Linked DNA regions of Homo sapiens: all the other regions are linked to region 2. Evidence: chromatin loops called from intact Hi-C (ENCODE). Cell type or tissue: PC-9. All regions are shown on one strand.

What was found. Peaks named below come from ENCODE experiments on the same cell type or tissue, not always from the same donor. Only the 100,000 strongest peaks of a DNase experiment are listed, where the experiment ranks them.
Region 1: it touches region 2 in a loop (5-fold over the local background); 83 of 110 quality-filtered maps call a loop at or near these places.
Region 3: a loop joins it to region 2, with 15 times the contacts of the local background. A loop is called at or near these places in 103 of 110 quality-filtered maps.
Region 4: it touches region 2 in a loop (5-fold over the local background); 2 of 110 quality-filtered maps call a loop at or near these places.
Region 5: it touches region 2 in a loop (6-fold over the local background); 4 of 110 quality-filtered maps call a loop at or near these places.
Region 6: it touches region 2 in a loop (5-fold over the local background); 5 of 110 quality-filtered maps call a loop at or near these places.
Region 7: a loop joins it to region 2, with 5 times the contacts of the local background. A loop is called at or near these places in 4 of 110 quality-filtered maps.

The regions. Positions count from the first base shown.
Region 1 is chr2:172,862,656-172,866,655 of GRCh38, reverse strand. The region is part of intron 4 of RAPGEF4 (Rap guanine nucleotide exchange factor 4); the gene reads right to left. Among named protein-coding and RNA genes, the nearest start is that of RAPGEF4-AS1, 130 kb to the right of the region's middle. In PC-9, CTCF peaks have their summits at 917, 1,125 (motif pointing right), 2,063 and 2,262 (motif pointing left); a DNase peak (open chromatin) is centred at 2,285.
Region 2 is chr2:172,929,822-172,933,821 of GRCh38, reverse strand. All of the region lies in intron 6 of RAPGEF4 (Rap guanine nucleotide exchange factor 4), which reads right to left. Among named protein-coding and RNA genes, the nearest start is that of MAP3K20, 140 kb to the left of the region's middle. In PC-9, CTCF peaks have their summits at 1,489 and 1,690 (motif pointing right); DNase peaks (open chromatin) are centred at 1,701, 2,311 and 2,371; H3K4me3 peaks cover 1,144 bases; H3K27ac peaks cover 1,360 bases.
Region 3 is chr2:172,811,467-172,815,466 of GRCh38, reverse strand. RAPGEF4 (Rap guanine nucleotide exchange factor 4) reads right to left here. Exons shown (of 31, transcript NM_007023.4): 4 at 1,042-1,188. Among named protein-coding and RNA genes, the nearest start is that of RAPGEF4-AS1, 77 kb to the right of the region's middle. In PC-9, CTCF peaks have their summits at 1,768 and 1,968; no DNase peak of the experiment used is centred here.
Region 4 is chr2:171,701,541-171,705,540 of GRCh38, reverse strand. All of the region lies in intron 3 of DYNC1I2 (dynein cytoplasmic 1 intermediate chain 2), which reads right to left. Among named protein-coding and RNA genes, the nearest start is that of DYNC1I2, 16 kb to the right of the region's middle. In PC-9, CTCF peaks have their summits at 1,538 and 1,737 (motif pointing left); a DNase peak (open chromatin) is centred at 1,710; H3K27ac peaks cover 803 bases.
Region 5 is chr2:172,592,203-172,596,202 of GRCh38, reverse strand. PDK1 (pyruvate dehydrogenase kinase 1) reads right to left here. Exons shown (of 11, transcript NM_002610.5): 10 at 3,155-3,268; 11 at 1-374. The coding sequence ends at 234. Among named protein-coding and RNA genes, the nearest start is that of PDK1-AS1, 38 kb to the right of the region's middle. In PC-9, CTCF peaks have their summits at 2,100 and 2,300 (motif pointing left); a DNase peak (open chromatin) is centred at 2,302.
Region 6 is chr2:173,020,482-173,024,481 of GRCh38, reverse strand. RAPGEF4 (Rap guanine nucleotide exchange factor 4) reads right to left here. Exons shown (of 31, transcript NM_007023.4): 23 at 3,767-3,864. Among named protein-coding and RNA genes, the nearest start is that of MAP3K20, 53 kb to the left of the region's middle. In PC-9, CTCF peaks have their summits at 2,209 and 2,410 (motif pointing right); a DNase peak (open chromatin) is centred at 2,451.
Region 7 is chr2:172,834,326-172,838,325 of GRCh38, reverse strand. The region is part of intron 4 of RAPGEF4 (Rap guanine nucleotide exchange factor 4); the gene reads right to left. Among named protein-coding and RNA genes, the nearest start is that of RAPGEF4-AS1, 100 kb to the right of the region's middle. In PC-9, no CTCF peak of the experiment used is centred here; a DNase peak (open chromatin) is centred at 1,745; H3K27ac peaks cover 2,137 bases.

The DNA.
Region 1 (4,000 bases), 67 kb after region 2:
GTTTGGAGTTCTGTTCTCCAAGCAGAAGGGATCTGTATCCTGCCTCCCAAAGTGAGGCCTGATCTAAGCATGGGAGTCAATAGTATGTATGTATTAACGGAAGCCACAGCAATGAATGGCATCTCCCCATTTCTCCCAAAGTCAGAAGAGTGCCCCTGAATACGACTTATATTTTAATAGTGTATAAAGAAAGATAAGCCTACAGAGACTAAGGAATAGGAGAGCACTAAAAAGCTGCAAGAAAATAATATTTCAAGAAGGGAAAGGAATCCACAATGTCAAATGCTATAGAAAAATTAAGGACTGAGGCTCTCTTTCACATTCAGAACAAGCAGGCAGGGGATGACTTTAGGTAGCCAGCTTTCTGTGGAGTGGCTGGGTTAGAATTTTAATCACCGTGGATTGAGGAGTGTCTGGGAAGGGAAGAAATGGATACAACAAATAGACAATTCCATGACAAAGATTGGCTATAAAAGGGGAGATAGAGTAGATAAAGGGGTGCAAGGGGAAGATGAAGGTTTTGTTTTGTCTTGTTCTCTTTTAAATTGGAATGGTAGAAGCCCATGTACACTCAGATGAGAAGGATCCACTGGGGATGAAAAGGTGAAAGATATAAGAAATGGAAGAAATTATGCATAAAGTAAGCATCCCAAGAGGATGAGAGTGAATGGGGTCCAGGACACAGATGAAGGGGTCACGGGAGGAAAAACCTCTTCTATCTTAACCTGAGGGACTAGAAATGGATTTGTACAAATGGACTATATATATGTATGTGTATATGTATACACACATATAAAAATATATATATACACACACACATATATATAATTGCCAGTATTTGCAATGCCTCCCTCCCTTCACTCGGAAGGAGGATAAACTGCTTATTCAACCATCTATGACTCGTCCTGATGGAGGTAAGAGGAATGGGTGGTGGGGGGAGTGGCCAACACCAAGACAGGCTAGTGTGCTCTACCCATGCAGGAATAAGAAAAGGCAGGCCAGGGTAAGAAGGCAAGGCAGATGAGTGTGGCAGCTGGTGAAGAAACAGAGGAAGAGGGCAGAGGGCAAGAAGAAACGAACTGCCACCAGGAGGAGCCAGACTTTGGGAAGAAAGACATGTAAAGATGATTTTTAGGAAATCTAGCTATATATTTTAAGACTAGTGCCCTTTTTGGTCTTGGCTGACTCCTCAAGAAACTTTCAGTAAAGACCTCCTTAGCCTTCCAAGGCTTCCTGGAGTTAGACTTGATTTCACTGTGTTGAACTGTCCACAAGGCAGTTGGTTTTATTTGGACTACGCAGGTAATTGATTTGTTGGCAGGAAGCTGAAATCTTGCATGGTAAGAGGTGAGGCTGTTTGCAAAAAGTGACCAAGGAGGTGGTTTGGTCAAGGATTTGAGGAGAGTAGAAATCTTCAAATGGGTGTTGGGGAGAAGGGTAGAAATGCATTAGGAGAATAGGTAAGGATGGCTCAGTTGTGCCGAGGGGTCCAGTGAGGTTGGCGGCGATGGATGTGCCACAGAAGCCATGTGGAAAGTGGTGTGGTTTTCTCTGGCACTGCTCAGCAGCCTGGCTGGAGGCAAGAGAAAGCCTACAACTGGACTGAGGAAGGGTTGGTATTGGACCTGGTAGGTGACAAGGGCAGGCACAGACCTGCTTCATTCATTTCCAAGTATCCAGTACGACAATGTCCGAAGCACAGGAGTCACTCCATAAATCTTTTGGATTTTGTTTCTGTTTTGTTTGTTTTTGAGACAGAGTCTAACTCCATGGCCCAGGCTAGAGTACAGTGGCATGATCTAGGCTCACTGCAACCTCTATCTCCCAGGTTCAAGCAATTCTCTGGCCTCAGCTTCCTGAGTAGCTGGGACTACAGTCACGTGCCACCATGCCTGGCTAATTTTTGGCATTTTTTGTAGAGACAGGGTTTTGCCATGTTGGCCAGGCTAGTCTCGAACTCCTAGCCTCAAGTGATCCACCCACCTCAGCCTCCCAAAGTGCAGGGATTACAGGCGTGAGCCGCTGTGCCCGGCCAATAACTCCTTACTGAATGAATGATTGGGAGAACCAGTAATATGGACAAGAGGGTGATTGAAATGATAGGCAATGGTATCCAAACTGAACAGGGAAGGAAGTGAAGACAAGGGGGACCTAAATCGGGGGACGTACACTGGAGGTTCCTCAGGTCTACCCAGTCAAGAGCCGAATCCCAGACTCAAGAGACAACTTCTCTGAGGCTGAAGCACCCCCTGGTGGCTGATCCAGGGAGCCATGAAGCCCAATGTTCTTTCCCCTCAAGAGCAAAATGCACACCTTTTTGTGTTCCTCCTTCAATGTCCAGTGCTCCCTTCATTGCCCTTTGACCTCCTTCTCACTCATACTTTAAACCTGCTGTTTTTCCTCTCAACTTTTGCCCCAGCTACCTCAGGTATCTCTCTCACTACCCGCCTTTTTCTCTCATCCTCGTTTGTGAAAACAACCCAAATCATGGCAGATATGGGTAAAGGTAGAACCCATGATATGCCTGAAATAAGGACAGGAAAATCCTACTTTTCATAATGAAAGAAGTCAATGTCTCAAAGTCAGTGAAGGCAGACACAAATTTTAAAAGAGTCACAACCCATACATATCATCTTGTAGTTAACCCTGAACACTAGCATTCAAAATATTTTCTATCCTGGTGATTATTGCTTCTATTATGCTTTAATTATTGCTTACTGCTTATATAGTCATTGCTTAATATTGCTTATATATGCTTTAATTATTAACATGAAAAGTGGTTTTGCTATTAATTTTTATTGCAATTGTACATGACTTTGACCCGAGGGTGGGTTGGGTAGACTTTTGAAAAGGAGCCTAAATATGTTTACAACATCGCTCCTATAAAGGGCTTGCAAATGAACTTGTGGAAAACAACCTTTTTGCCAGTTGGGGGTTTGGTATAATTTTGATTCTTGCTTGAATTTCCTTAAAAATCACAATAAGTTATTTAGGGAATAACAGTTGCCAAACTTTCTGACAAATCATAATGAATGGTTATGTTCTGAAAGGTCAACTAGCCATCTTTTGGCTCCCATTTCCTCTTTAAAACCGAGCTATTTTGAGAATTTCCATTCCTCGTGCTCTTTTTTCTTCCCAACCCTGACACTATTTGTATCCCCTCAGTGGCATTTTTTAACTCAGGAAAACTTAAATAAGTTCCAAGATTGCAGAAGAGCCTTATTATTTGATGATTGTGGGTCTTGTCTGGGAAAAACTCCAAACATAGATTTGCCATTTTAAGCAATTCCTTTGAATTCTCATTCTATTGTCAGCAATAGCTCTATATTATTGGTTTATCATTGATTTTTCCCTTTCCCTTTACATAAGTTAACTAGAGCACTCCAATTTCCTCTTCTCTCTTACTTTTCTTAGTTTATAAGTCCCTGAAATACTGTATTGTTCTAGCTTTTTGATTTTTAGAGAACACACACACACATTAGACTTTGCCATAATCATAAACCCATCATTTTTTCACTCCTCACTATGATTCTTTCTTCTTTGTCACCCTATTTTAATACAATCTGCTGCCATATTCTGTCATGTTCCCTTTTGAAATATATTTCAGATTCATCTTTTCCCCCTCATTCCCACAGGCACCATCCTGTCTCAGGTCATATTCTTATCAAAGGTACTGTTCCACCCTTCTAGCCAGCTTTCCTGCCATCCTACTCAGTCCCCCACCTCCCCTGTGCTCCACTGCACACTCAGTCCACGGGGTAAATGATACTACTATATCCTGTGAGGGCAGGAGAGCACCTCCTAACACCCAGGTACATCTCTTCTCTTAATTCCTGTATGATGAATGTTACTTTCTTCATTTCACAAAGGAGGAAACTTCCTCTCCCAAGAGATTAGGTATTTTGTCCCAAACCACCTAACTTGCAAGTGTTCAAGTCACTAGCCCTCAAATCTGAAGAGGGAGGGTGATCTGTGTTGCAACAGAAAAATTAAGCATCTC
Region 2 (4,000 bases):
TGGTTCACTTAGCTGTTTTTACTTGAAATATTACATAAATCAACCTTTTATTAATTTAAAAGGTGAAACCTGAAAGCATATACAGAGTTAACTTATAAACATAAATGATCTTAAATATATAACATATAATAGGGGCCAAAACAAACCTGATAAAATTCTTGCTGATTTATGTCTCACTATTTCATTTCTTTCAGACACATTTTAATTTCATTCATGCCCCGGGCATGTCCTACTCAGTGCAAATCCCTATCATCTATCTCATTATCACTCTCTAGTCTAATGTTTATCATTATTAGCTATTGACTGCACCCAGGTACGGTGCAAAATCTAATTACACTTCATTCTTGGATACTGCCCAGTACAGTGACCTTGAAACCAGGTCTCCAAACTCACTCTACTCTCATCCTTCCCTCCCTCGGTTGATGGCAGTTGCATCCTTCCACGTGTTCAAGCCAAAACCCTTGAAGTCACCCTTGAGTACCTTCTCTCTTACCTCGTATTTAATCCATCAGAAAATCCTATGGACTCTATTTCCAAAATCCATCTAGAATGCAACACTTTCCACCCCTCCACTGCAACTCCACCATCATCTCTAGCTTTCCATGAAGTACACATGAGTTTCCTAGGATTCAAAGAATTTAGTAACACTGTTACTTAAAACTACTTCCATCCCCAGCTTCCTGTTTTTGTGAATGAGTTTTCCCAGTGCTTGCATACATAAAAACCAAGAAGAAGAATGAAACTGCTATTTCCTAAAGGTGCATGAATTGACTTTTTAAAATAATTCATTTTTTAAAACACTTGCCAAAGTCACCCAGTGATGCATTTCTAATAGTAATTTACTTTAATGTTTAATATTTTTGTACAGAAATTTATAAAATATTTATTTTGTTTTGATGATCATATATATCTACTTATTGTCATAACCCAATCTAGAAGAAAAGTTGTAACAAAGACCCATGGTCACAAGAGATTTTAAAACACGAATATTTAAATGTAAGTACATATTTTTGATACATGTTCAGTATGAGGGTGATCCATAAGAGACTTTCAACCACAAACATACGTTACAACGTGAAGCTGCCATACTAACCCTGGGCAGCTCATATTTGGACAGTTAACATGAGTAAAAAAAAATCTATTTAAGATGCTGTTGTGTTTGAGTCTTTGTTATTATAGCTGAATCTGGATGACAAAGTCGTCTGGCCTGGAAAACAATATGTTACAGTAGAATAAATTTCTACAGAGGAAATAAAATGGGAATATGACTTAAACAACAAAAGGAAATAATATAACATTGTAACTATTAAAAAGCTTGTTCATATATTTTTTTAAGTGGTGAGCAACAAATTATTTTTCACAATGCCTGGTCTAATACACTGTATGCATTCCATAAAAACTCGCTGATTAACAGCCCCATTCCTTGAGAAAATTTGTTTAACTTACAGGACTGGAACTCAATTGTTCTGTATGGACTTGCAGACCAGACCATGCTGCATTTAGCAAAGTCAAATATCAACAATATGTGAGAATGGAAGACTATATATGTGCACATATGAATGGATGAATGAGTGAATGAGCTGGTTATTTTGGTGGTTTCCAAGTACTAGGAATCTTACAAACGAAAATAACATTTACTACGAATATTTCCACTTTTCATCCAAATATCTTGTGCCATGTAACTAAAACTTGAAGGTTAGACATGCATGAACACCGGAATGACCACCAGAGGGAGCCCACGTGTTTTTCTGAATATGCCAAACACCAAATTGAGAAAAAGGAAGAAAACACACACAAAATATAAAGCTGGGGGTGGGCGCATGGGGGTGGGGGTGGGGGGCGCATGGGAGTCAAGGGGTGTGAGGAGTGGCGGGAAGGGGAAAGGGAAGCATTACCTGTTTCAGTTATTTAAGAGACTATATTATTGAATGACAGAACCATTTACGCATCTATGTTACAAATCCTTTTACTAGGCAGCTGTACACTGCAATGCTTTGACACTTATAAAAGGAGAATTGGTTAAACGTAAGATTTAAAAAATCTCACATAACCTAAAACTAGCAGGTCCTGGGTGGGCTGCTGTGATAACATCCATGACTCTCCGATGTGCCCCAAACAAGCCAGCTGCCTTCTCCAGCTTATCTTTGTGTTCCTGCTCTCACTGTCTATTCCGGTTCATCTTTGTGGTTAACTTTGGAGGAAGGTTTGGGTGTGGCTTCCTCACTTTGTTTGGGATTGGGCTATCAAATTACAGCACCAGAGGAGCACTTGGTGTGACTTGGGAATTTCTGATTCTCCTGTCTGAGCCAAGTTTATAAGGACGGTAAGATGAATGACTTTCCATTTGTTGTCCTGAAGTCTTCCCAGAACTGAGAATTGAACCAAGTGCCAACAGGAAGCAAGAGCACCTCTCTAAGGCTTTCCAGGCCCAATCTCCACTTACACCAGAACCCACAGGCCTGCCTCAGAGAGCTCCCCGCAAGCTAGAAAAATATCCTGGGACTGAGGCTATAGAAACAGGATGTGATCTTATCTAGAATTACGCTCCATGTAAACTGAATAGAATGTTTTCTATTTGAGATCGTTGTCGAGTTTTGGAATCCCCTCCCACCTGTTCAGTCCCCCCGCCCCCCAGCGCCCCCCCCCCCCACCCCGGCCTGGCTTGATCTTACTAATCCTTTTATTGTGGTAAGTCAGATCACCATTATACCAGTGAGGAAACTGAAGCTCCTGGAAATGAGTGACTTGTTCAGTGTCACTGGCTATTAAGTGTCAGGGATGGGAACTGGCAAACATGCGCTTCTAGGGACATGGATTGTAACAATGAATGAGTATTGAACCCCGTCATACTAATGTCTTTGGAGACAGAAAGAAAATTATTGTCTTCCTTTTCCCTCAAACTACAATTGAGTGAAAAGCATGACAGAAGTGAATTCAATGACTTAGCCCTTGTTTTACCCAGAATTTTCATGGTATGTTTTCCCAAGTTTCTTTTATGTCTGGATGGGGTGATCATAAATCATGTATGCAAATAAATTAGCACAAACAAATTGAATCCCACAGGCTTAGGTACTGGGCTGAATGCTGCTAAATTTAACATGCTTATTAATGCCTTGAATATGGAATCAAATCAAAAACATTCTTATCAAATTTAACAATGATACCCAATTGAGTGGGGGTGGCTGGCAGTTAGGAGAGCTAGTTTGAAATTTAAAATGACCTTGACAAACAGAAAAGGAAAAAGAGGGCAAAATTCAATAGAAAGCTTTGCAAAGTAATTCATTCAAAAGAGGGGGGCAAACAAAGAGAACAACAGAAATGAGGGAGTATTGATTGGGTAATTATAACGGAAAAGGAGCTGGAGGTCAGAGTGAACAATAGCCTCCAAACTCAAGCTAGTTCTGTATTTTAAAAAAGAAGGCATGATTTTGAGAAGTAAAATAGGGGGAAACTCAAGCTAATTCCCCCTCCAGACTCAAAATAGATCAAGCTCTTTGAGGAGGGGTGAGGAAGGTGTCTTGTTGGGACACTGGAATGCCTATGGCTTGGAAGCCAGGTTTTTATAACTTTGAAAGGGATCCTTAGAAAGAAGAGTGCCCAAAATAATTCAGAAGAGAAAATTCGGGTACTCTTTTCCTGTGTTCATGCAATGCTATCAGCCTGGCATATTGTTTTCCTTCCCCCTGGGTAGCACCCACCCAGACATTGCCTCCTCTGTGGGGCTACTTTGAACCCTTTCCCTTCTTCTTAACAAGAACTTCACAGCCCCACTATGTGTCTCCACAAAGCAGATACTAGAGGCCAGCACTGGCTAAGTCCTTGGCATACATTATCTCATTAATACTCTTGAACACCTCCCTGGGCAAGATGCTACTATTATTCTCCTTCTGTAGATGAGGAAACAAATGAGTAAGGCAGTTAAGTAACTTGTTCATGTTCCCATGTTAGAAATTGGCAGAGCTGGGAGTTTAACTGAAACCCTAAGAGCTCCTAAATCCCT
Region 3 (4,000 bases), 120 kb after region 2:
TAATACTTTCTAAGAGAAATATTTCAAACAAGTAACCTCACAATTTATTCACTACTGCCAAGAATAAAAGTAACAGGTTTCACCACCAAGGCCTTCCAAGGCTTTGCATGACTTTTAAGGCAAAGCATCACTCATTCACCTGCAGGTTGGCTCCCTTAATGCATCTGCCATTTGTTTGGCTCTGGAGGAAACTATTTGATTACACAAAATTCTTTTTAGATCAAGTTTAAAATCTTAGCCACACTGGGACCAGTGGCGAAGCCTGCAGCCTGATGGTTTAACACTTGGACATACTGAGCTAAGGACAAAGACAAGGAGCAGGTTAAAATCAGAGGCTTAAAGAACTGAAAAGAACGAGTGTAAAAGATGCAAGGCTTAGCTGGGCCTTTATAAGTGCTCTATTTGCCATGACTGCATGTAAGATGATTTATTCCTCATACTTGTTGTAAATGAGTGCAATACTTTAAGGGGCTCTGGTAAGCATTGATAAATGCAAAAGCCACTAGGACCAGTTGCATCCATTCACTGCTGTGCCACCTATGCATTTTGAAGTTGGCAAGTAACCAGACATCTTTATGTACCTCCATTTCTCATATCTTATTATAGGGCGCATCATTTTTAAAAGCACTTAAATGAAGCAGATGTTAACCCCATTCATTCCACTTTCCCAGGGAACATGTCAATGATGATTTTTAAAATGCAAAAGAAAATGTCAAAGTATTTTGTTCCCTGGTTAAGAATACATCTGTGGAAAAGAAGGGAGAAAATACATAAAACACTCTATGGTCATTCAAGAAATAATTATAAGGTATGTCAAACTACAGAAAATTGAGCAAGCACTAAATTAAACAAAAAAAAGGATGTCTTGTGTCAAAATGGCTTTTTCACTCACTCATTTCAAAAACAAGTTTTGAAAATTAAATTCCATCTACCAGCTCAGAACAGAACACATTAAGGCTTGACTGTAATGCCATTATCCATGTGGCAGCTCCCTTTCTTTTCTGAAACTGCATTAATTGACAAAGAAGCCTTAGGGCTCACCTCCCATAGTGCCTTGAAGTCCTTCTGCTCGATGCGGAGCAGTTCACTGCTCTCCCTGGTAACGATGGTTGCATGGCGGGGTGTGTTGTCCAGAATGGACTCTCCAAAGGCCGTCCCAATTCCCAGGGTACAGATGGTCACAGCATCCTGAGGATCCCAAAAAACTAGTCATTAGAAAATTAAACATCTAATGGGTAGGTGTTTTCTTTTCTTTAACTGCAGTATAATTTGTACAAGGCAAAACACCCAATTTAATTGCATAGTTCAACAAGTCTTGACAAATATATATACCGGAGTAATTACCAACCAGATCAAGACAGAACATTTCTATGAACCCCAAAAGTCCCCTCGTGCCCCTTTCCAGGCAAGACACTCAGATAACTTGTTCTGATTTCCGTCATGAAAGAATTTTGCCTGTTTTAGAACTTCATGTAAAAGAAGTCAGACGATATTCTCCGGTTTGTGCCTAGCTTCTTTTTTGCTCAACATAATGTCTGTAAGATTCATCCATGTTGTTGCATGGATCCAAAGATTCTTCCTTTTATTCATGAGTAGTTTCCCATAACATGGGTGTGCTTCAATTTGCTTATCATCCTCCTGCTGGTGGACATTTGGGTTGTTTCTACTTTGAGGATATTATGAATAAAGCTGCCAGCAGGAATCTTACCTTTTTATACAACTACTATCTGTTTTCAGAAAAGAGGAGAAATCTATCGAAGCTGAGCTCAGTTTTTTTTTTTTAAGTTAGAGAGTGCAGTTACAATATTTAAATAAGAAACTGGCACTGTCTGTCTTGACAAGATGAGGAAACTGAGGGTCAGAGTGGTGGATCTACACAGCCCCAGTTCACACAGTTGATAAGCAGTGTGGCCAGATTCTAACCAAATCTGACTATAAGTTTACAAGATTTTTGTATCATGCTGCCTCCTGCAGCCACAACAGAGTAAAAACAGCATCCGATGAAGTACGGTGTGACTAGCTTATAAAATGTCATGAATCGATGATTTAAAAGTTTCTTAAGGTGTACCAAAAAAAGTAATTTCCTCTCTGCATGCAACACTGGTGATAATGTTTGGATTTAATCCTAACTAGTTTCAAATAATGCAAATAGCCACTCAAAATCACCTGGACATTAATTTTGTAAGGCATTATAAACTAAGGGAGACACACAAGGGTAATCCTCTGAGTTAGAAAGCCCAGTTTTCCTTTCATGCATCTAATATACGATAATAGGCAAATGTTATTAAGATCAAGTTAGTGACTCTGTAATCACATTACTAAGACAAATGCCCATAAGAATCCAGTTCCTTCAACCATAGCAAATTGCTTCTGCACAGATATTACCATATAAAATTATGTTAGGGAAAATAAAATCAATATCTCAGAAAAGAATAAAAGATCAGGGAAGAAGTGAAGAAAAGCCTGCTAATAAATTTTGCAGAAAGGCAACTGCAAACAAATTCACTCAAAAATATCCCCAGAACTGAAATATCAATAGTCAATGAGTTAGGTCTCTCTGAGCAATTTTTAAATGCTAGTAAAAACACAAGATAGATTATGATAAATCACAGACTTTCACAATTCTCTGGAATAGCAGGTTCCCTGAAGTTCCCACTAGCCTATTTCATTTTTCTATCACCTGAACCCTTCGGAAAGAATTCTTTTGCCTAATTTTTACTTTCCAGCATGTCTTAAAAACCTGAAATGGACCCTAAGTAATACCACTGACATCATCCACATATTTTACATATATATGGTTATTTGCGAAGTATAATGCAAAAGAACTAGGATGCTCTCAGTTATTCCTGAGCTAGCTGTACAGTTTATGGATTAATCAGTCTTCTTTATCACCTCCCATCCCTGACACGAGTAGTTTGTCACCAAACAGTACACAAGGAAATACAGAGGCTGGGAGACACACGTGAGCCTGTCTTTCGCCAATAATCAACTCTTGTAATAAAGACACAAGATTGGATTTCTTCTTGGATTTTCCCAGGAGATTTCAACCTGACTCATGCCTTTATCACATACAACAAAATTTCATCACGGTAGTGCTGCCGACTGTACTCCTTGGTGTATTTCTGTGTCAGGACCACCTCTGTAAGGGGAAAACCATGCCAGTGAGTACCCAGCTGCAGTCATCAGCTCAAGCACCCTGGGCTTGTTTCAGGAATCAATTCTTCTACCAGAATTAAGTATGGGATCAGTCCTTTCCAGATCTTCTCTTTCACACTGCGTCCACTCAAATTTAAGGACAAGGAGTCACAAATTACAAGATATGATCTTAAAAGTAGGACTGGAAAACCTCACCTGAAAGGAGTATGGTTTGCAAGTTCAAACTTTCAGCAGATTCAGAGTATTTTTTAGGACAAATATACTTAGAAATCTGAATGAATTTGGGAGGTATGGTTGGGCATTGGGATAATTGGGCACAGAGAAATAGAAGGTGCCAAGAAGAACATTTTCACCCTGAAGACTATTCACTATCTTTACAGTCTATGGGTGCTAGCCCTTATTTACATTTAAATCACAGGCAGGGCCTTGCAATGTGCTGCGAGAGTAATTTTCAAATAAAGAAATTGACATCCAAATGTTCTCTCACTTAGCAGAACTAATATATGTTGCTCAGCACGTATGATGAAAGGTAGATTAAGAATGGACAGGATGAATATGAGTGGATGTAGAAGAAGCACTCTTAGATATCCACACTAACATCTAACCAGATCTCCATGGGTCAGGATTCCAAGTCTGAAACCCTGTAGATGGGCTTAATGCCTGCCTTCGCCTGCTGCTGAAAGTGTCTGTTTCTGGATGTAACATAACCGTTTCTTTTACGCTTATACATACTGCTCATGCCTCAATACTTATTTAATAGGGACTATTCAAAAGAGCACTTTTATTAATTTTCTGCTCATTTGCAGATTAATATTCAGCGAGGCCATCTGAAAGAAGATGTTTA
Region 4 (4,000 bases), 1.2 Mb after region 2:
TAAATTATAGTGAGGCACCACAATGTTTTCAAGATTTTTAAAGAAGAAATTTTGTATGCTTTAAATTACATACCTAATTTCATACTCAGAAAAACAATTTTTCCAAGTGTACATATCAGAGGTTGGAGGAAAATTAGTAAAATTCCCATCAATCTATTTGTGATGAACTACAGAATTCTTTTTCAGTTTAACATGCTTTTCCCCCTTTCTGATGATTTCAAGTATCAATGACTCCACTGAACAAGTTCAACAGTATTTTACTTGGTTAAAGACTACATTTTTAAAAAATGTTAATCAAAATTCTTTACAGAAACAGGCTAAATACTAATTACACAGATAAACAGATACATTAACAGCCAGTTCTGAAATAAAAGTTTCAGAAATAAAAAATAAAAGGGTGATGCTACCATATTATCACAGTTTCTTAGCCAAAGCCAAAATAAATCACAGTGACTTCACATTTGTAATTATATAAATATCTCCATCCCAGAACTATCTTCTTTCTCCCAAATATAGGTTCAAGCCAAATGATGGAAAAGACTCTATAAAGGACTCTTAGCTATTATCTGAGCCACAGCTACATTTTGCAATAATAAATAATGTATACCACAGAAGGGACAATCCTAGAAAAAAATTACTATCATTACAAAAGGAGGAATATTAATTTTTAAAAAGGGGAATGATAGTGTTATTTGGTAACTGCTACATTTTAATCCAATTAATCTAGAAAAATCAAAGAATACTAGAATTATGCAAGAAGGCAAATACCACTATATTCCCAGACTTCAATAAACCCCTGAGAACAAATGAATGCATGCATTCAGGAGGCCAAAACAAAACAGAAACACTAATCAACTCACAGGTTCTCAAATGTAAGAAAAGACTCACTTCTGGAATTCATTTTTAAAGACAGTTTGTAAGTCTAATCAGCCTTGAAAATAACATAAACCATTACTAATTAATTTTTGCCAAGTATCTGAGATATGATCTGCTTAGTAAGAACAGTGATTCAATCAGATTACCTTTACTCCACAGTTCTGCACATAAACAGCCTAAAACAGGTTTTAAATGGTATAAAGTAAAGGAATTAATATAAACATAGGTGAATATGTTAATGAATTTCAGCTTCTTAGAAGTTTAGAGCACAGATACCTATTCTCTTCTTTGACAACTGTCACAGAAGAAAAAAAAAAAGAAAAAAAAAAAAAGCTAAACCATGGCAGTCACTGATCATGTAGGTAATGTGAGAAAGACTGTACTTCTTTAACTATCCAGGACAAAAAGGCAATCAAGAAAGCCTTTCCTACCAGCTTAGACCTTGTCCTTCCAAGGATATAAAATTAACACTGCTGGCTTCTGGCCTGTGAAGAAACAACTAGAATATTTTTAGACCACAAAGGACCTGGGAATGCACCTAGATTTAGAATTAGCATTAAGTCTGGGTCAACCACTCAGAACTACACAGAAGTCTCAAGGGCAAAGGATGGCACATAGCTGAATTATTTTTCAAGTAGAAGAAAGCCTCTGGCAAGAAGGGGTTTTTATCAGGAAGAAAGACCTGGAAAAGGTAGAAAGCTAAGGAAGGTGAATGTAGGGAATGGGAGTGTTGGTAGAAGACTGTGAAATGGAAGGAGTGAGCTTTTGGGATGCGTGGAACCCAAAGTTGTGAAGTCTCTTCTAAGGTCATCAATGATACTCAGTACTCAAACACAGTCCACGTTACAATAATGCCCCCTTCTGGACACAAGTGTTCTTAGCCCGGAATATTAAAATTTAAATAACTACCTATTTTTCATACCTTACTTTTTTTTGACCTTCTGAAAGATGTTACTTTAAACCTTAACTCTCTGAAATATTAATTTCTTCCTTCCCCTTGCTCTTTCTCTTCATAATGAGGTTTAAATATCCTCTACTAATCTCTCGTAAGAGTTTCATTTCCTTTATTCTCCTTGTCAATGTGATTTAGAGCATTACATTAAAAAAAAGAAATTAATAAGTGAAAATAACATTTTAGCTCGGGTGTGATGTGTCATGCCTATAATCTCAGCACTTTGGGGGACTGAGGCAAAAGGATTCCTTGATCCTAGAAATTTGAGACAAGCCTGGCCAGCATAACAAGACTCTGTCTCTACAAAAAATCAGCTGGGCATGGTGGCGCATGGCTGTAGTCCCAGCTACTCAGGAGGCTGAGGCGGGAGGATTGTTTGAGCCCAGGAGGTCAAGGCTGCAGTGAGCCATGGTTGCACCACTGTATTCCAGCCTGGGTAACAGAGTGAGGCCCTGTCTCAAAAAATAATTAAATTAAACAATACGATTTAGTTGTTGTCCTAAAGCAGAATGGCTTTAATTCGCCCTTACCAGGCGGTAAGACATGACCTAGTAATAATGGAACAAAAATTTAGGTGTCTAGCCTGTGATGGCACCAGAGGTAAAAATGTAAGTAATATATTCTCCTTGCTCTCAAGAATCTCTAACAAAAAGTCATCAAGTTGCCAAATAATTAAGAATCTACCAGTAGGCAGGGACAGTGACTCATGCCTGTAATCCCAGCATCTTGGAAGGTCAAGGCAGGAGGATCGCTTAAAGCCAGGAGTTTGATACCAGCCTGCACACTCAGCCTGTAGAGATGGGTGAGTCCCCATTTCTACAAAAACAAAAAAATTAGATGGCTATGGTAGTGTGAACCTGTAGTCCAAGCTACTTGGGAGGCTGAGGTGAAAGTACTGCTTGAGCCTGGAGGTAGAAGCTGCAGTTTGTGCCACTGTACTCCAACCTGAACAACAGAGTGAGACTGTTTAAAAAAAAAAAAACTACCAGCAAAGAAAAGTTATGAGAGGTTTGATTAGCTGTATCTCTTTTTTCTTTAAACCAATTGTTTTTAGTAGGAAAAAAAAATCCACTTTAGGAAAACAATAGATTGATTTTTTAAAATAAACCCAGTGTTTTTATACTTCTATGCTTTAAAAATATTTAATAAGGAGTACATTCTATATTGAAAAGAAAAACAAGTATCCATCCTAAGTCATGATACAAAATAGATTTTTTACTGTGGTTTACTGTCAAAAAAGGTTTGAAAGCCATGGCCTTCATCCGTATCCTGTATTTTTCAGGCCAAATTACAAATAAATACTGGACTTGTAGGCATATGTTTTAAGGATTATGAAATGCACTTAGCCTAATTTTCTAACGGTAATGAGATCTTCAGAAAGCCTTTAACCCTTCACAGGTTCCATTATAATGGTAAATCTGCCAACAAGAAAGGGAAACATCATTTAGAAATAAGAACCTCAAAGAAAGGAAAAGATGTAGATCTAACTTGGAAACTTAAATTCTTAAATCTAAATACAGTGTTAACCTTTTCTGGGAAGGAACAGCCAACCCTTTGTTCATAGCTATTTGGAGAAACTGGTAATTCAACTGTTAATCAGCTCATGCTGCTTTGATAAACACAATCTCACATGCCTACACATTATTGAAAATTTCAAATAGATATCATAAGCTAAATAAATTAAAGCAATGACATTTGGCTTGTTTTTCAAAGCATATTTATTTACTGCTCCCTACAATGTTCTATCTTGACCAGAATTGAGTCTCCACTCTTAATTACTGACAGCTAAAAACTCTGAAGTCAAATAGTTCACAACAGATAAGCTAATATTTAATCAAGAGGAAGATACTATTCCGCCCCACTCAGAAAAACCTTTGTTGAAAATTATGCCAGATAGTATACTCTGTAAAAAATTTTTTATTAATAATCTATTTATAAAATGACTGGAGATAAAATATGCTACCTTCCCCACTGTCTTATAACTAATCCAAATACTCAACAAAGTTTAAATCATATATAAAATGTTCTTCAAAACCTTTCTATAGCCAATCATGTTCACTAGGGACATTTTTATTTTAAAAAGTAGCTACTTAACTAAATTATCTCTCCATGGCTTAATTTAGTAATAACATTAAACTAACAGTATGAAGTTTAATGGTATCTTTCTTCCTT
Region 5 (4,000 bases), 340 kb after region 2:
CAGTTGTTTAAAAATATGTTCAATTAACTGTGAAAATATAAGTGTAAAATAGGTGCAATTTCATCCTTTAGGAGGTTTAACGGGCACAAATGGAATTCAGTTTCCATTTATTCTACTCAAATAGTTTTGTGAAAACGATAAATAAAGTACTTGGTATAATATAGTTCTGAACACCATACCTTCCAAATTTAATACAAAAGCCACATTTGGATTTTCCGATGTCCCAAGTGTGTCTAGGCACTGCGGAACGTCGTCATGTCTTTGGGTTCTCTGCTGGGGACGCACCAGTCATCAGCCTCGTGGTTGGTGTTGTAATGCTTCCAGGCAGCTTTGTTATACACTGGGAGTCTTTCTATTGAGTCTGTTGACAGAGCCTGAAAAAGAAAAACCTAAGACCTATTAAGTCTGGCATTTTTTAGAATTCATTATTTGAGAAAATAGACAATGGCAAAAAGGTTACGACAAATTAAATAATATTCTATTAGTATCTTATTAATCCTTATACCACCTAAATATACTTTTAAATGGTATGTATATTTGAAACGTGTTATTTATGAAATCTATGGCACTGACTGATGTGCAGGTTGACTGAGTTTGTTGCTTACAGTAATTCCCCAGCCATCCTGGAAGCTGCTGGACTGAAATTTTACACAAAACATGACCCAGATCAGAGTTGGCTAACTGAAGAAGTTGGTTAAATGTAAAAGCATACAAATCGATATATGTATCTTAATAGATGCACATAAATTTAATGAACTCTATTTTAATTATTTACTAGAAGAAATAGTGTTTTTTTCAGCATAGTCACTGTGCTTTAAAAAAAACTCATCACAAGCCAGGCACGGTGGCTTATGCCTATAATCCCAGTGCTTTGGGAGGCTTACACAGGAAGATTGCTTGAGCTCAGGAGTTGGAGACCAGCCTGGGCAACATAGCAAGATCCTGTCTCTACAAAAAATAAAAATATCAGCTGGACATGGTGGCACATGGGTGTAGTCCTAACTACTTGGGAGACTGAGAGAGGAGGATCACTTGAAGCCCAGGGGTTCAAGGCTGTAGTGAATTATGATTGTACCACTGCACTCCGGCCTGGCAACAAAGCAAGATATTGACTCTATAAATACATAAAAATTTAAAAACTCATTATAACATTATTAATAAATAGAAATCTATGTCTAAGGCATCTTAGCTTTTTCGTGAACATTTATTGGCCCTGGGTTTGAATCTGTGTCTTCTCCGGCCTCCAATTTCAGTCACTGTGCACAAGATTTCTGCATCATGCATGATTTCAGTTTTCCATATATTATTACCAGTAATTCTCCATTGTATTTCAGCTTCCTATAAGTCACTGGAACCTGAGATAAACTACATTTCTAGTTATCTTCTTCAAGTTAGGATTTTTCAGTAGTATTTCCATCCCAGGCCAAAGGCATTTCCTAAGATGCAGAACACCCTGAACAAGAAAATCTCATTCTGATAATGCTAAAGTCTTTGATGTTGACAATTTTAATGATTCTCTAAGACTTCTTATCTTCTATTTTCCCTAAGGTAGAACAAAAAACCTTTCACCTCCATATTTCTCTAAATATTCCAGAATTTCTTGATCTACAGGCTAGATCAAGCTTGTCCAATCCACAGCCCACAGGCTGCATGCGGCCCAGGATGGCTTTGAATGAAGCTCAACACATTTGTAAACTTTCTTAAAACATTATGAGATTTTTTTTTGTGCAATCTTTTTTAAGCTCATCAGCTATCATTAGTGTATTTTATGTGTGGCACAAGACAGCTGTTCTTCCACTGTGGCCCAGGGAAGCCATAAGATTGGACACTCCTGGGCTAGATCAAAATGTTACATTTTGTCATAAAAACATTGCACTAGGCCAGGTGTGGTGGCTCATGCCTGTAATCCCAGCACTTTGGGAGGCCAAGGCAAGCGGATCACCTGAGGTCAGGAGTTCGAGATCAGCCTAGCCAGCGTGGTCAAACCCCATCTCTACTAAAAATACAAAATTAGTCAGGCGCCTGTAATCCCAGCTATTCGGAAGGCTGAGGCAGGAGAACAGCTTGAACCCGGGAGGCGGAGGTTGCAGTGAGCCGAGATCATGCCATTGCACTCCAGCTTACGTGACACAGAGCAAGACTCCGTCTCAAAAAAAAAAAAAAAAGAAAAACATTGCATTGATGTTGCCCTTTTCCCTCGCAATTGACATGGTTAAAAAAACAAAAAATACCATCTAGAAAGAATTTAGTCTTTTCAGATATTTTTTCCAATATAAATTCTTCAACATTTCCTATAAAATAGATGCCATCTAGTGGCCAGAACAAGAAACTAGAGTCACTAAATCAGGCATAAACAGCCACCAGTTAGCCGAAGAAGGGGAATGATGGAACCTAGTGTTTTTCCACCATGTAAAATGTGTGGAACCCTCCTTAATGCATTGAACACTCCAGGCAAGCAGACTAAGTGCTTCTGTGTCCATTAGGTAAGCTATATGCTTACCAAGAGTCACTTGTGCTTGTTCCCAAATCTGTTTGTACAATTCTGTCATGATAATTACAAAATTTATTACATAAGCAAAGAATAAAAAGGGGAATGTTTCCTTGAAAACTAAGATGAATGTTTTGGAAAGACTCATGAAGGAAAGTCACATAAAACTTGCTGTCAAATCAGTCAGGAGGTATCTGTAAAGGACTGCATAAAAGTCCAAAAAGAGTATGCACTTGTTGGTTTAAAGAAACTAAAATGATGCACTGTCAGTACAGCTTTTGCAAAAAAGACAATGTGACACTCCAATCTGCAGACCCATATACAAAAAAAAAGCCTTGGCAGTACATCAAAAGTTTGGCGTTATCAATGTCCATTCATGTGTTTTATGTTAAAATTAAACTTGTATGATATATAACTTATGATTCTCTACTTTAACCCAATTTTTTTCCTATTAATAGACAGAGTCCTAATCACTCCAGGATACAAATCTCTTTCCCCATAGTTTTAGGGGATCATCTATCAAAATGGGTGAGATCCCCAGCAAAAAACCATAGTTTTTTTCTATTTAAACAGCATGTGGTAGAGTTAAATTTCATTACAGTTAAGTATGGACATCTGTTCTTATCATCAAAAGAAATATTAAATCAAGAAGACTACAGCTATTACCTTAATGTAGATAACTGCATCTGTCCCGTAACCCTCTAGGGAATACAGCTTCAGGTCTCCTTGGAAGTATTGTGCGTAAAGACGTGATATGGGCAATCCATAACCAAAACCAGCCTGTTTGATGAGAAAAACAAAATTCTATTCAGAAAGACACACACTGAAATACTTTTCTAATTAAGATAGATGCCATTGAGTACCACGGGGCTATCAGAGCCCGCATCTGAGAGATGCATTATATTTAATATAATTAATATTTAAGCATTGACAATGATTAAGCTGAGGTTTACTTGAGTACTGTATCAGCTGACTTCCCTCTGGTCATTTAAAACTCTTTATTCTTTCTATAAAATGACTTGTGGTTGGTCTCGAAAAAGCATATTGCTTTTCCTTGCTGGCCTGCTCGGTCGTATTGTGTCTGGAATTGGTTCCTTCCAGTGGGTTCTTGGTCTGCGGACTTCTCCAGGAGAGGGGAGAAGAGCAGCATAAGCAGCTGGCAGAGGCAGGGAAAGACCAGCAGAAAGGAAAGAGAGAAAGAGACAGAAAGTCAGAGAGAGAGACAGAGGAAGAGAGAGACAAAGAGGGAGTCAGAGAGAAAGAAAGAAAGAGACAAAGTCAGAGACAGAGAGAGGAAGAGACAGGGACAAAGAGGGAGTCAGAGAGAGAGAGAAAGAGAGACACAAAAAGTCAGAGAGAGGAAGAGACAAAGAGGAGTCAGAAAGAGAGAGGCAAAGAAGTCAAAGAGAAAGAGAGATAGAAGTAGTAAAGAAAAAACAGTGTACCCTATTCCTTCAAAAGCCAGGGTAAATTTAAAACCTATAACTGATAATTGAAGGTCTTCTCTGTAAC
Region 6 (4,000 bases), 91 kb before region 2:
ACTTTGGGAGGCCGAGGCGGGCGGATCACGAGGTCAGGAGATCGAGACCATCCTGGCTAAAACGGTGAAACCCCGTCTCTACTAAAAATACAAAAAATTAGCCGGGCGTAGTGGCGGGCGCCTGTAGTCCCAGCTACTTGGGAGGCTGAGGCAGGAGAATGGCGTGAACCCGGGAGGCGGAGCTTGCAGTGAGCCGAGATCCCGCCACTGCACTCCAGCCTGGGCGACAGAGCGAGACTCCGTCTCAAAAAAAAAAAAAAAAATAATAAAAAAAAGAAGTGCTGTAGCAATGCAAATACACAGAAAAGTGTGATCAGTACAACACCTGGATGTAGGAGCGAAATACTGTTGCTCCCAATTTACTCTACACAGGGGACAGAGGACAGGGAAGAAAAGTGATTCCAAAGTTTTAAATCTTAGGGAACTGAACCGAAGCTGATGGGCAAGTAGCATATGGAAACAAATGAGGAGAATGATTTCAACCAGGGTAGGTCCTAGGTAAAAAAAGTTGGGGAAGCTTATACATTTTAGGGTTTACGACTGCCTCTCAGAGGATCAAACTGGCCTTGCACGTTCTTCCTTCCCTCTTGCAGCTGCTGTGAACACAGCCCTTCTGCTGCTCTGCGGAGCTGCCCCTCCTACGTTATTCCTGCTGTTTGCTCTCTCCTCAGGATTGGAGATACCCAGTACACCTTGCTCCTTCTTTTCCTTGAGGCTTTATAACTTTACATAAGGGGGACAAGTTTACCTAACAACACAGGGAAGAGTCTAATATTAAGAAATATGCAAAGTTCTTTTAGTCGTGGATGCTGGTCTATCACTCCTGCAACCCTTTTGAGAGTAACGGAAAGCTCTGTTGAGTCTCAACTTTTCTTTCAGTGGGCAGGGCTCACCAAGTCTCTCTCCCGGCGTAGGGCAGGTTGACCCCTTCCATGAGCCACGGAAGAGGCAATGTGAGCAGCAAAAGGTGCTTCTCCCTTAGAAGTGGGGAATATAAATGCTCACCCTGGACCCCAGAGGAAGCGCCTCCTTGGGCCATTTTCTTGTACATAGCCCTGTGGAAATGTCCTACAGATAAGGCACAGCAGAGCTTATGTGGAGCCTGCATCGCACAGACAGATCTGAAAGCTGCTTACCCACAGACACAGAACTCCCATGCATTTTCTCCCCACGGTTTTTGAGCCATGATTTCTTTGCTAAGGCTGGAGAGGGGTAATTGGGAGAGTAGCATTGTTATCCTCCCATTTTCCAGATGAGGAGACTAAGACATAAAAGGGATGTGTGGATTGTCAGTGACAAAGAGATGGTGAAGGTAAGCTACCCGGAGCATCTTCCTTTCCTCGTGTGCCCACACCCTCTGTGTCTAGCTCTGCTATGGCCCTTGCTGCACTGCATTCTCACTGGTCACATGCGGGGGTGCCTCACTACACTGTTTGCTCACTGAGGTACAAGGACCATGATGGTTTTGTCTTCAAGACCATTTTAGAGCCAGAACCATCTACAATGCCTGCGATGATGTGGTAGGTACTAAATAAAAGTCTGAGGAACCAGTGAATGGACAAAAGTAGAATCACATTATACTACAATGGAGTTTTATAGGAATTTGCTCTGTACTGATATTTATACTTAAATAAAATGTGAAGAGTAAAGTTTCAGAATCTGAACCCTTAACCACTAGGCTAACTTGCCAGCACTCTACTGATTCTATTATAGACCACACAATTTAAGGCTAACATTGAACACTAAGACTTGTTCTATTCCAGGCTGCTTGTGTTAGTCTCATCTCTCTGGCTTTAGCGTAACTGCGGTAAGGACAGAGGCTCTGGGGCACTTGGTTTAGTGTCTCACAGAAGCCAGCACAGCCCCAAGCACAGAGCAGACCCTGCAGAAGCATGTGTGGATGGATCAGAGAGTGTGGCCAACATTCTCTACTGCAGGGTCATCCTCTGTGCGACTCCTCCTCGATGGGCTGTCCTCAAAGGGAATCTTTAGAAAGCCAGAGAAGGAGCTCATTGTCCACAGTTATGTGAGGCAGGTAAGGTTTGGCCACTCACAGCACAATGAATGGCAGAGCGCTGATAGGGAAGAAGTTCATGCCCAGGGTACTCAATGCAGAGGACATTCCTTCCAACGACAGAGGCCTTAAAACAGAGGACGAGCAAGGACTAAGAACTTGGAAGGCTGCAGGACTGTGTGCCAACAAACAGAGGTTTAGAAAGTTAGTATCTGCCCCACAGGGAGCTGAAGACAGTCTGCACTCCCTGTGTCTGCGCCATGTCATTTGGCACTGCGGCCAAGAACCCTCTGGCAAGAGAGTCCCCAGCACCCGTGCAGTAACATGTCACATAGCACCTTTAATGGGGCTGCGCTGAACTGGCTTTTTATGGCTTTCCTTTCCAGGAGAGGGCAGCACGACTCATTTATGACATTTTTTTCCCCAATCCTTCAGTATTGAGAAATATTTATTTAGAAAGCAATGAATGTAGATGACTAAAAAAATATACGGAAAGGCGGGAGGCAGACTCAGATCTTATAAGGCTGGTGATTGAGGAAAGGTGAGCGTGCTTATGGGCTCTGATGGATGAGGGATTAGCAGGAAAACTAATGCCACATTTGCTAAGTTCCTCTCCAAGTGAATTCAAAATATGGTAAAAATCCACCTATCCTCACTGGAGTGCACAAAATGGTACTCTCTAAAACAAAAAATCAGGATTATGATGAGCCTGAAACAACCTCTAAAAAGTCCAAGGAAGAGAATCTTGATATCTATAAGAGCTGATCTGATCAAACTTGAAACCTACTCATGCATCCCTTATGTAAACTCTCTCCCTAAAATTGGATGCAGTTTACCTCTAGCTCTTGTCTTGTGCCTTTCTTTTCTTTTCTTTGTTTTTGAGGCAGAGTCTCGCTCTGTTGCCCAGGCTGGAGTGCAGTGGCGCCATCTTGGCTCACTGCAAGCTCCGCCTCCCGGGTTCACGCCATTCTCCTGCCTCAGCCTCCTGAGTAGCTGGGACTACAGGCGCCCGCCACCACGCTCGGTCTTGTGCCTTTCTTAAAGGAGAAACCCCGTGTATCCAAAGACTGAAGAAACCAGTTTCTCTACCCTCTGAATTGGCCCTCTAGGCTTTCTAAGATATGTTACTAGCTACTCACCTACATACCAAATTCTGGTAGGAGAAATAGAAATGGATGCTACCACCGACTTAAAAGAGAGCAGGCTACTCAGTTATTAGTGTGGTCCTATTAGTCTTTTCTTCACAGAAAGATCTGTCTGTATGCTGGGTAACAAGTGTTTTTGGAGACTTAGGGAAGGGTCTGGACTTTGCCATTTTCTGCATAAGGTAGAGAAAGTGCTTTTGGGGAACAGCATTTCTCTTAGATCAGATGGTGGCTTTGCCATAATGCAAAGGAGCCTGATAAATAGTGATATCTTGCTTTAGAAAAATTATTTCCATCCTGGTGTAAGTATTCAGATTCTTAATATTTAAACTGGGGACATACCAATGAGGCGAATTACAACAAAGAGTTCTGAAAGCTGAATTATGCCCTAATAGTGGTGCTACTTGGCTAATTTTCACAAAAGAAAATCAAAAGCCCTGAGCATCTCAAATGAACACCTGAGGCTTACCTAATAGACTGCAGAAAAAGAAAAAGCTAAGTACCATTCAAGATTTTTTAGCCACTGGGTTCAGTGTGACTGCAAAATTAGGCTCCAGACAAGTTTTTCTGATTGCAATGCTGCTCTGAGCAGGCCATCCACACCTACCAGTGAATCGAATTGCTCTCGCGGGCAAGCAAACAGGCGTCCATTAATGGTGAGCGTCGTAAATACTGAAACATCATTAGGTTTGAGCACCACCTTTTCTGTGAACATAAAAAGCATGAGATTGCCTATTAAATACATCTGAGATTTGCTGCACTGCCCTAATCACACCAACAAATTGCCAGCTTGGTGAATTACCGGAACACGCAGAGTGACTGCATAAAATAGAGTACTGAA
Region 7 (4,000 bases), 95 kb after region 2:
TACCATGACTCTGATCTTTCTATGAAGTGTACTGAAGTTAAAATGGGGAAGATATTTTTGAGGAGGATATTCTTTCACGTCATGATATCCACAGAGAAATAAACATGTTTCATTTTTTAGGATATCAAAGGGAAGACCCCCCAACAGGTCACTTCTTGTAGGAAATGATATGTAGCAATGTGAGAGACTAAAGTGAGAACAGTAGCCTTAGCCTTCTGGTACTCTTTTGCCTCAGCCTTCTGGTATTCTTCTGGTATTCTAAGAGGGTGCTCTTTTCCAAAGTATCTCTTGATTGTTCACCCCAGAGTCTCATAAGAAGCATGACCAACACAGTAGGCACTTCATGTTTGTTGGATTTAACTTAAGGTTGTAGATTTCCATTTTTTCCTAAGTGTTGGTGAGAATGGAATACTACACCATATTTGAGCTATTGTTCTCCAAGTGAATATAAGCATTTTTCTTGGCTGGGCAGAGTGGCTCACACCTGTGATCTCAGCACTTTGGGAGGCTAAGGTGGAAGGATCACTTGAGGATGGGAGTTTGAGACCAGCCTGAGCAACATAGTGAGATCCCATTACCACCAAAATAAATTTAGCCAGGCAAGGCGGTGCACACCTGTAGTCCCAGCTAATCAGGAGGCTGAGGTGGGATTGAACCCAGGAGTTCAAGACCACAGTGAGCTACAATTACCCCACTGCACTCCAGCCTGGGCAACAGAGTGAGATAATAGAAAAAGAATACCTTTCTATTATAACATACACTCCATTAAAGAAGGTTGAAACTGCATTTATTTGTTTATTTACTTGTTTATTGGTTTGTTTGGTTTGTTGGTTGGCTGGTTCGTCACTGATAATGCTTGATCATAGGATGGTAAGAGAGAAAAATGGTGTGGTACAAATCACAAGTTTTGAAGTCAGACAGAGCAAGTTTAAATCCTAACTCTTTCACTTTACTAGCCATACAACCCTGGGCAAGCTCCTTAATCTCTCCAAGTCTCCATTTTCTTACTTATAAAATGGGATAATCACCCCCACCGGCCAATGTTGTTAGGAGGATTAAATAAGACAATGTATATAAGATGGCTACTTAGCATAATGACAAGCCCATAGCAAGCATTAGTCATATAGCTATTTTTATGTTTATAATTGCCTCAAAAGCCCATAGTTAGGATTCAGCAAAATGTATACACACACACACCCAACATGGTTCTTGACATACACAGTAATAAATGGTAATGCTCATGTTCTGTAAGAACACAATTTAAAATGCAATATGAGCCATTCTCCTTACATACCTCAGGGAGCTTTCTCACATGACTGTGCTCCTGGCCACATTTCTATGTGCCATTATAGCACATACCTAGGTCTATCTCAGACATATATCAAACACTTCACAAATCTCTCACTCTGAATAAACTCTAACAATGTTTCTCAATTGCCAGAAATCACAAAAATAGAAATAATCATCAGAATTCAGATCTGCAATGAGAATTCTGGTAAACATGAGTACTTTGATGTGGCACTTTGGGTTGTTGAAAGCACTAAATGACTAGTGTTGAGGATGCTAGCCACGAGCTATTTCCAGCCCTCGTTGTATTTCCTGGCTTTACCTGGATGGGATGTGTGCTGAAAGCAGATTTGTTACACATGCCTTACAAATAATTATGGCCTGACTGGTCTCCTGTGTCACATCCTCAAGTCTCTTCTCATGACTCATCATTCAGCTGGAAAGCAGGAAGTGCTCCATTTGGGGGAGGAAGTCAAAAGGACGCCACACCTCAGGACAATACCCTTCTTACCTAAGCAGTGTTATTATTCTACCAGGCAACACCCAAACAGAGCGTGTTTAATCACATGGACAGAATGGGAGATCAGGGCTATGAGGTTGCTCTAGGATATCACAACTGAGACGTCACACACCACAGAGCTACAACGAAGTTGAGTTCTGGTGGTGCCAAAGGCATCACACCTTTAACCTCAAAGCACAGAGTCTTTGAGGCATTTGCTTCTTCTGGCATTTCTCCTGGAAATTGCCATAGACATGTGGAGGCAGAAGAGGGTGTGTTTTGCATGTATTTATGCAGGCATATGTGTCCATACATGAGAGATTTTTGGCATTCAAAGGAAGCTACCATGAAGATTTTGGCTGCCAAAATTGTTAGCTATTGTTTTTTCACTAATTTGCATCTAAAAAAATAAGCCTGAGATTATACCAAGATGTGACATCTTTTATGGAGTGGAAGGTATATTTCCATTTCAACAAGTTAGATTTACCTCACTTTTCACTTCTATTCAGAAAGTCTGGAGTAATTACAACTATCACCCTCATTCAAAGTCAGGAACAAAAAGCCAGAAAGAGATTGGAAGAATGATACTCAATCTCACCCTCTTTCCAGCCCTAGACCCACATTCTAATTTAGAAGCCTTAGAGGAATGGAATGCTCGCTAGTCTTAGTTCTTTCTGGATCTCAATCTTCCCTTGCCACTGAGAATTTGATTTCTGAATTGGAAATGTATACTGGTTAAGAGATTGTTGTTATTTGAAAATTGTATATTTTTTAGCAAGTCATAATCATATATTTAAGGTATGTATCAATAAGGATAAATAATTTTATTATCATAAGTATCAAGAACGTATTCTAATGATTTATATTCATAAAACATATTTAATATCAGGTTATATATTTCTAAAATTGTTATCATTTAATGAAATTCTTTCACTCAGTGTTTATTCATGTGCTAGGCATGCCACCACCACACAAGCTATATTTTATTATCTCACTTTACAGGTGAGAAAACTGAGGTACAAACTTCTGGTCCAGTATCACACTGCCAAAAAGCAGTAAAACCTCATTTTGATACCATGCCCATGTGCTTTCCACTGTAGAAACTGTCTCTTCTATTTATTAATGAGCATGCATATTGTTGGATATGTTTGCAGCTTGGTCAACAGTTTAGAAATAATGTTTTATAAAGATTTAAATCACTAACAACACACCAGTAATCCAATAGCCACTTATACACATCCTTTAATTGATCTGAACACAATTAGCAACTGCATATCTGTCCTCTAAGACACCAAAATGAATGTGGCATCTGTTTCACATATCAAAGCTGCTAGGTGACACCACTATGAGCACTCACAACTCACTTCTTCACGGTCTATTTACTCTTGCTTAGACGCATATCATTTCCCAACCTTTAGCAGAGAAAAGGCACCAGGAGCAGAGGAAAGAGAGCAGTTTGATCTCAGTGAGAAGGGACGGCTGGCAACTTAGAGCAACTCTGTAACGTACTGGTGTCAGCTAGTGGGGGGCAAAAACTCCTACATAGCTCAGAAGCCTCAGAGGGCGCCAGTCAACTGAAGTACGGAATAGGAGCATAAGCTGATAAGGATGACATTGCCATTATGCCACAGGAAAACAAAATGTAATATTTCACCTAAGAAAAAAATCAAAGAAAGAGAACAGAATTTAATAAAAAAATTCTTTCAAGACTATTTCGATGTTTAAAGGAGAAAGAATGTGTGTAGAAAAGAGATTTCCCTTTATTGAAACCCAATCTTTTGTAGAGGTTCTCATTTTTCAAAGTGGTTAAAAGTCATTTGTTTGGTTCAGATTTCTGATTTTTTCAGATTTTGGAATATTTGCAGAATGTTTACCCCTAATCTGAAAACCTGAAATCCCAAATGTTCCAATTAGAAGAAGAAGAAGAAGAAAAAAGCAGTTGCTTGGGATTTTATAAACAAATAAACAAATTTATTTACAATGGGATTATTTCTTGTTGAGAGAGGTTTCAGAGCATGCAGAAAAGTAGCTTTATCTTCCTGTTTACTAGCACCAGTCACCACAATTGTAGCATTATCTCCAAATCAAGTTTTATGAAGAGTAGTTCTCTTCCTCTGCCTTTATAATATGTACCCCATCTTGGACACTCCTTTCAATCTCTCTTCCCTGAGTTTTTTGAAGCTGCCTCTGCTATTTTCCACACATGATTATATC